Linked DNA regions of Homo sapiens: region 2 is linked to region 1. The links are chromatin contacts, found by Hi-C or POLR2A ChIA-PET in ENCODE. All regions are on one chromosome and are shown on one strand. Each heading gives the region's core, a stretch centred on a gene start or an enhancer-like site at or near the end of the contact. The rest is flanking DNA. Distances are from core to core; before and after follow the strand shown. Region 1 holds the start of SLC35G1 (solute carrier family 35 member G1). Region 2 has its middle 15 kb from the start of LGI1.

Evidence for each region. Hi-C counts contacts between places; a loop is a spot of excess contacts on that map. ChIA-PET counts read pairs that join two places held with the same protein, here RNA polymerase II (POLR2A). Pooled maps may share reads with other maps.
Region 2: a pooled map shows a loop between it and region 1 (2.5-fold over the local background). The contact joins the enhancer-like site here to the promoter of SLC35G1 in region 1. A Hi-C loop is called at or near these places in 1 of 168 maps with a recorded cell type or tissue (naive thymus-derived CD4-positive, alpha-beta T cell) and 2 of 50 pooled maps. POLR2A ChIA-PET finds 5 or more read pairs at or near these places in 2 of 52 experiments (H1 and activated naive CD4-positive, alpha-beta T cell).

What each region holds. Positions count from the first base shown.
Region 1 is chr10:93,892,001-93,896,233 of GRCh38, forward strand. It overlaps SLC35G1 (solute carrier family 35 member G1), which reads left to right and starts at 1,978. Exons shown (of 3, transcript NM_001134658.3): 1 at 1,978-2,211. The coding sequence starts at 2,034. RefSeq lists silencers at 1,952-2,381, 3,867-3,916.
Region 2 is chr10:93,740,991-93,745,223 of GRCh38, forward strand. No RefSeq gene overlaps it. Among named protein-coding and RNA genes, the nearest start is that of LGI1, 15 kb to the right of the region's middle. Within about 2 kb of position 1,846, at least 2 of the 41 ENCODE cell types and tissues checked have a DNase peak (open chromatin) inside an H3K27ac peak, as active enhancers do.

The sequences.
Region 1 (4,233 bases), core at 728-3,227:
GGCTGTCAGCTAAATGGGAGAATGAATATAACTGATACCATTTATATATGAAGGTCAGCAGTGGAGGGGAAGGAAGTTAAAGGGAATAAACAGCAGGTATGAAATCATCTCACCACCTTTAATAACTGGTGTAGTACCCATTTTCTTCTCTTCTTCTTCTCCCTTTTCGAGGATGGTGTTGAAAGTGTTGAAAGTGGAGCAGTCAGGGTACTTCCTTCTCAAATCATCACACTTCTTTCTTCTTTACCACACTTCCTAGCCATAATCTTCACCATTTAAGAGGAGGGGACTCTTCAAACCCTTTCCATATCGAAATCTTAGAATGCAATTGTGAAACTGCACTTGACTTCCCAGATATTTGAGGAAGCTTCCTGGTTCTTGCTTTATAATCATGATCTACCACCCTTACCATCCTTCCCTGAAATTTCCCTATCTAAAACAACGACAACAAAACCTGTTACAGATATTTTTGTAAGTAGCCTTAAATTCTTTTAAAAGTATTATTATTTTTTTTATAGAGACAAGGTCTATGTTGCCCAGGCTGGTCTCAAACTCCTAAGCTCAAGCAATCCTCCCACCTCAGCCTCCCGAAGTGCTAGGATGGTAGGCTGAGCCACCGTGCCCAGCCTTAAATTCTCTTTTAAGACAAGGCAAAAGTATGTGTTAATCAAGTTAGAATTCAGGTGACCATTTGTCTCAGTTTGCCTAGGACAGTCCCAGTTTATGCCTATTCCCTTGTGTAACTTTTAAAAGAGCTCCTCCTTTTACTCTTAAAAAAAAAAAGGTCCAGTTTGGAGGATAAATTATATGCTGACCCTAGTTTAAAACACACTTTGATTTTCTAACATAGTGTTTTCCAGGTGATATTATGCTTTTGCCCACATCATTGCATTTTATTTACATAACTACTCTGCGAAGCAGGAAGGGAAATACTTGATCGCTATTAAATAAAGGAGGTAATCAAGGCTTCGAGGGGTACAGTGGTGACTGAGGTCACACACTCAGGGCCAGAACCTAGGATTCCTGACTTCAAGTCTAAAACTGTTTCAGCTGTGGATCACTATGTGCAAATGTCTGAGTAAAGGCAAACTTCACTCTCCTTTGGTGATCTGCTTGGCACTGGACTTAGAAGTTTAGATACGTTCATCCTTGCACAGAGACTGTTCTTCCACATATAAAGCAAGCAAAGAGATGGAAGAAGAATTATTAGCTAAACAAAAAGAGGCTGTTAGTGAATCCTGGGCCAAAGAATATATTTTACCAGGTCTAATTACATCAGATTACTTGAATCTTACATCTGGCCAAATTAGGATATTTCCATTTAAGAAAAGAAAACCAAAGATCAATAATGCATGCCTACTCTTGCAAAGAATGCAAAGAACATATAAATGGGTTCTGGTCAGTCTTATAGATATATTTTCCTATAATTACACACTAATTCTTTCTTAAAAATATTTCCCAAAACAGCAAAATTCTACCCTCCTTGGTAAGCAGCAAAGGGACAACACGGGAAACAAAACAAAACAAAACAAAACAAAACAAAACATAAAAACCCTAGACCATTTAAAGACAAGCATGGTGCTTTGTAAAATCTTCGGGGTATCACAGAGGTGCTGAATGCGTGGTTACATCAATGAAAAAACGCCCACTCTTTGAGCCTCCTGAAAAGGAGGCCACAGGACCCCCGGGCGCCAGGGCTTGGGAACCCAGCGCCCCTCCTTGTCTGTGCCATGACAGACAGGTTCAGTGTGACTTGCCAAGGATGGCTCCAAGCAGCTGGGCCATGTAGCCTGAACGCAGCAGAGGGTTGGACGCCTTAGAGCCAGCTGTGGGCACCACAGCCCGACCAGGGAGGCAGCGGGTCTCCCCAGGTTAAGAGGCCAGCGGAGGACGCGCGCGGTCTCCTTGGGGGAGGGTGCGGGTGGGCCGGGCGCGCATGCGCATGGGCGCCATCGCCCGCCGGAAGAGCGGCAGCCCAGGCGCTGCTGCTGGCGCCAGACGGCACCGGCCGCTGGTAGAGCGCGTGCCGCGAGATGCGGCCTCAGGACAGCACCGGGGTCGCGGAGCTCCAGGAGCCCGGGCTGCCGCTAACGGACGATGCACCCCCGGGCGCCACTGAGGAGCCGGCGGCCGCCGAGGCAGCTGGGGCGCCAGACCGCGGTAGGTGCTGGCTCTGCCTTTCCTCGCCGTGTTGCTCCCGCACCGAGCCGGGTGAGTGCGCGGTGTGGATCGGGCTCTGGTCTCGCTCGGGGGTCCCGAGCGGGCGCCGGCGGGTTGGGGTCCCCGCAACCCGGGCACAGTGCCCGCCGCGCCTCCGTCCCCACCCTGCCCGGGGCTCGGGAAACCCCTCGAGCTGTCAGCTGGGGGGCTGCAAAGCGGAATTCCCGGCGCCCCAGCCGGCGCTAAGACGGAAGAAACTTTCCGATTGTTAGCAGTCCTTTTGGGATTCCGAGGCTGCTCCTGTAATTAGTGTCGGGGCAGGGCTGTGGAGTCAGACTGCAGTTTGGCGTACCCTCCCCTAGGTCGTAGGTGGGGGGTCAGCGAGAGAGGCCATCCTGCAGTGGGGCGACGTTGCGAGGAAGCTGACCCTGAAAAGTGATCCCGGTGGTTAAGGGTTCTCTCCGAAAAGGAAGCTGAAAAGCATCGAGTCTAGAAAAAATGTTCGTCCTAGAGTTTTAGAATCTTGGAAAGGCAGAGATAAGTGGGACCGCTAGTTTTTAACCTTTAGGGATACAAGGACTTTTTAGCAAACGATGCAGAACAAGGCATATCTTGTTAAGAAGCTCACAGCCCCGTCCCCAAAGTCAGGGACCCCTCGTGAAGAACACTTTATGTTCAGTCCCCCTCCTTCGACACATGAGCAAAGTGAGGCCCAGGAAGGTGAGGGCTTTTGGGTTTTCGTTTGCTTTGTCTCCTCCAAGATGTGGAACGTGGGGGTGAGATGGGGCGCATGTCCAGGGAGCACCAGGGTTAGGATCCCAGCTTGCCATATACCGGCCTAGGGCCCTTTCCACTGGCCACAAGTGCTGCTTCAAGCACATTCCTCTTAGAAGTCGACCATCTACCAGGAGCAGCTTCCTGCAAGAAGAAGGGAATAGGCAGATCTCTTTTTAGGACAGTTACACGGCCTGCACCACCTTGTCCTCTGGGTCACCTCCCCTAAGTGTGACCCTGGATTTCTGTTCCTCTCCTCTCACTGCGCTTTCCCCTCCTCCCTTTGTGCACTTTCCCCAAGTTAGAGAGACAGACTCTAGGAAGACTATTCTTGCTCCATTTCTGTCCTAAAGGCAAACCGAAATGATCAGACTTGTGATCATTTATAAATGGGCTGGTGCCTCTAGAACAGGGGTTATGCCAGGCTGAATTGAACAGATAAGCAGCCTTTGAAAAGGTCAGTTTCTCACCTATCACCCTCTGGGTGAATGTCCTTCTGGTGGCATGCCGAATCAGTCCATGCAAACTCTTAAAGTTTCCCCTTTTTGTGAATGGAAGAGGAATTCTCTACTCCCAGGCAGCTCATGGCAAGATGAGAAACTTACGTGAGTGTATCTAAGAATCTTGTGGGTGTTTAACTTCAAAGAAAGTTTCTACCAGTAAGACTTAGTTATTGTAAGGTGACAAGATAATATTTTGGAAAGAAAATTGACATAAAAACACTTTACTGTTGTCATTGAACTTTGTGACACCTCTTGTTCTAACTGCTTATCTCAACAAAGCTTTTTTCAAGTTCTGGTTGGAACTGTTACCCATATGTCTTACATTCTTGGATGACCTTAACAGACACATACAGCTGTCCCAAGACATCTCCTTACTTTCTTCAGGGACAGTGTGGGTCTTACACTGAAGCAAGGAGAAGTAGTTTCTTAGGCCTGTGCCTCACATCCTCTGGAGGGAGTTAGTGATCGAGTGTAGCAGTGGTTCTCAAACTAGTGGAGCCTTTTAGAGTTACAGAGATTCTATTTCGGTGGGTCTGAGATGGGGCTTGAGAATTAATTTTTTTTTTTTTTGGAGATAGGGTCTTACTCTGTCACCAAGGCTGTGGTGCATTGGCGTGATCACAGCTCACGGCGACCTCAACCTCCTGGGCTTACTCGATCCTTTCATCTAAGTCTCCTGAGTAGCTGGGACCACAGGCACACACCACCACACCCGACTAATTTAAAAATATTTTTTGCATTGATGAGGGGGTTTCCCCGTGTTGCCCAGGGTGGTCTCAAACTTTTGAGCTCAAGA
Region 2 (4,233 bases), core at 596-3,095, 150 kb before region 1:
TAATGCTCTCATTAAGTTTGTATCTTCCAGAATACAACGATTCCACCTACAGATGACTATGCAGTCTCAATACTGGCCTGCAACAGCAACTTCCATTTATACGGGGCCTCTTGATAGAATCCAGTCCCCACCCCTCGTGACTGAGTTTTTCATGACCCTTCATTTCCTTTATGACACAGAGCAAAAAAGAGAAAAACGCAACTTATCCCCTCAAAGCCCCCTTTCAGGAGGAAGTAGCCAGACAGACTCATCACCCCTCTTCACTGGACCATTTTCCCTTTCTTGAGACCCCAGGAGGCAGCAGGTAGACATGAACATGGGGGAATATAAATATAAAGGGTCAAAGATATGACCAAGATATTTGTCAGGGAGCAAATGAGGAGAGGAAAATCACCTGGTGACCATCGAGCAGTCTCCAGAGACAAAAACTCCTTATCTGAGGAATTTAGAAGTAATTAAACTTCCCTAGTATCTAAAGTCAGCATCTAGATCTCTTTCAAAAATGTCATAACTAGAATTTCTATACACCTCCAGAATGCATGCATGTCAAAACTCATTGTGCAACCCTTGCTGACAGTAAGGCACCAAAATGTCTACAGATGTAATCATGTATCATGACCTACCTGGCTAATATGGTCAAAATTACCCTTAAGCTCCCGCCTTAAGGTCCATAAATGCTCCTAAGGAAAATCCACCACTGTGTGCTCAGTCCTCTCTCACTGAGGTGCCCCGCTGCACCCTTTTGCAGCATTCTTTCTTTCTAAAACTTTCCTTTTTCAAATCTATACTGTTTTTGGTAAATTCTTCTTACCAACCCACACACTGACCACTTCCCAATACAGGGGCTCTGACACTGCCTGGCAAATGTGTTCAAACAACAAGGAAAGCAAAGGAAGTAGACTGAACATGTGTATTAGTCTGCTCAGGTCGCCATAACGAAATATCACAGACTGGGTGGCATAAACAACAGAAATATATTTTCTCACTGTTCTGGAGACTGGAAGTCCAGGATCAACGTGTTGGCAGGGTTGGTTTTTCCTGAGGTCTCTTGCAGACAGTCACTCTCTGTCTGTGTCCCCACATGGCCTTTCCCCTCTGTGCATGTGCACCTCTGGTGTCTCTTCCATTTTTCTTTTCTTTTCTTTCTTCTTCTTTTTTTTTTTTTTTTTTTTTTAGACAAGGTCTGGCTCTGTTGCCCAGGCTGCAGTGCAGAGGCACATCTTGGCTCACTGCAATCTCCGCCACCCCCAGGCTCAAGCCATCCACCCACCTCAGCCTCCCAAGTAGCTGGACTACAGGTGCACACCACCATGCCAGGCTAATTTTTGTATTTTTTTATAGAGATGGGGTTTCACTATGTTGCCCAACTGGCCTCAAACTCATGAGCTCAAGCCATCTGCTTGCCTTGGCATCCCAAAGTGCTGGGATTACAGGTGTGAGCCACCTCGCCGGGCCCCCTTTTTCCTAAGGACAGAAATCCTACTGCATTAGGGCTCCACCCTTTTTTACCTCATTTGACCTTAATTACTTTCTAAAGGCGCTATCGCCAAATATAGTCACATTGGAGGTTAAGGCTTCAACATGAATTTTGGGGGGATAAAATTCAGTCCTTGACAACATTTATTTAGCATTTTCTTTGTACTAAGAGATTTCAAATACAGAACCATCTTTAATGCTCACTCCAACCTGAGGAGATGGGGACCATTTTACAGACATGGTTAGGGAGATTAAGTAACCTGCTAAAGATCACCACTACCCAGGTGGCAAGTGGCAAGACTGTCGTCTGACTCTGGGGAGACTATATGATAGCCAGAGCTAAAAGTAGGTCATTCGTGGAGTGGTTGGGAAGGTTTCATAACCTCTACAACTTCCTCATATTTACTGTTTGTCATACAGTAGTTCCCTGTTATCTGCAGTTTCACTTTTTGAAGTTTCAGTTACCCTCGGTGAACTGAGGTCCAAAAATATTAAATGGAAAGTTCTAAAAAATAAATAATTTGTAAGTTTTAAATTAAGCACCATTCTGAGTAGCATGATGAAATCTTGCACCCTCCCACTCCACCCTCGGATGTGAATAATCCTTTTATCCAGTGTATCCACAATGTATACGCTACCAATCCGTTAGTCACTTAGTAGCCGTCTCAGTTATCAGATCAAAAAGAGTATGCTGCCCTGGTCCCAGCTACTCAGGAGGCTGAGGCTGGAGGATCCCTTGAGCCTAGGAGTTTGAGGCTGCAATCAGCTACCATCATGCCTGTGAATAGCTACTGCACTCCAGCCTGGGCAACATAGCAAGACCCTGTCTCAAAAACAAACGAACAAAAAATCAAAACTTAGTATAATATATACATAAACTGTAGTGTTGAAACTCTCCTTTGTCAGGTCTTGTCTTTTTACTCATATTCTTATTTTTTAAATATACTTGCTGCCATTAATTTGGAGTTTTCTATTTTAATTTATTTTAGACTGATTTACTGTCATGGAATTATTCTTCAACTTACTATTTTTTTTATGTAATTATAATGTCTGCAGTAATTTTGCAATATTATATCATCAATACCCATATAAGCACAATTAAATAGGGTTCAGTATTATCCATGGTTTCAGGCATCCACCGGGGTCTTGAACTACTATAGCCCTCTGACCCTTAAAATAAAATGGTCCTGTGGGATTGACTTCCAGGGCAGTAACATCTGGAAAAGCCATGGAGACCAAGTCCCAGGTACAGCGAGTGTTGTAAGAATGAGGATTTCAAGGACTGAGGAGAGTGGTGGAAACCAACCACCAAGCTACCCTAAACGCCTGGCAGCTGCAAGATGGAAGAAAAGAGGATGCAGGCAGCTGGCTCGTGACTGGGATTCATGAGAGAAAAGCCATACAGGTCCTGGTAGGCTGGGAGGGGCCACACTCATCCCCTCACTCCCTTCCTCATGCCCTCCCTCACTGCCTTATTCAATAGTTATTGAGCTCCTCCTGTGGCCAGCACTACCAGGTACTGGAGGATTTAGCACCCCTATCAAGGATTCCTTTCTTTATTCTCCCTAAAGGCCCCTTTCTGGGAACAACAACGTCTCCCTCTACTGCCCCTGCAAAAAACAAAATAAAATTGCCCTTAAGAAATGATCAATTAACTTTCACATTTTCTTGGGTTCAAATAATAGCTCTGCCTTTGGTGAAGTTTATGACCTATTTCTTTCTCCTCTTTACCCTCAGTTTCCTTATCGGGAAAAATGGACATATCAACAATATCAACCTCAGAGAAATGAACAACACATTGTAATATACATCGAAAGATTCTTAGCACAATGTTCAGCACCTAACCAAGGCCCAGTAAGGCAAGATACCTTTTACTTCTTGTACTTTTTTTCTTCTTTATTATTATTCTCCTTGTTCCCTGTTTTCTTCCTAAAAACTATGCCTCAAAACCCTTGGTCCTCTTTGTGAGAATTCAGAGGCAAAGGAGGGAGGAGGTTTCCCAGATCTCACTGAGGGAAGAGGCTGAGGTGGGAAGCTGCCCACCACCGTGGTCACCTGACATGCACAGGGAAGTCAGGGCCCTGGGAGGCTTTCTGGAGAGATCAAGGCAGAGTCGGGGCCCTTTAGGTTTAGTTCAAACCGTAGTCAGGATTCTGTGCTGTTGTTGCTGCTCCGCCAGCCTGCACATCACCCTCACCGCACTTGTTTTCTCTTGTTTAATTGCTCATCTCCTCCACTAGAAGGCAGGAACTCTGTGGGTTTAGCTTTCTTTTTTATTGTTTTGTTTTGTTTTGTTTTGTTTGTTTTGTTTTGAGACAGTCTTGCTCTTGTTTCCCAGGCTGGAGTGCAATGGCGCGATCTCAGCTCACTGCAACCTGGGCCTCCCAGGTTCAAGCGATTCTCCTGCCTCAGCCTCTCAAGTAGCTGGGATTGCAAGCATGTGCCACCATGCCCAGCTAATTTTTGTATTTTTAGTAGAGACGGGGTTTTACGATATCGGCCAGGCTGGTCTTGAACTCCGACTTCAGGTGATCGATCCACCTGCCTCGGCCTCCCAAAGTGCTGGGATTATAGGCGTGAGCCACCACGCCTGGCCTCTAGCTTTCTACTGAATGCCCAGTGCCACAAGCACCACGCATGGAGAACACGCTTAAACGTTTGTTGAATAAACAAACTGGGACAACTATGCTGAGTAAGAAATAAAATTCATTTGCTCGTAGTAAAAAAAAAAAAAAAACAAATCCAGTGTTTACTTAG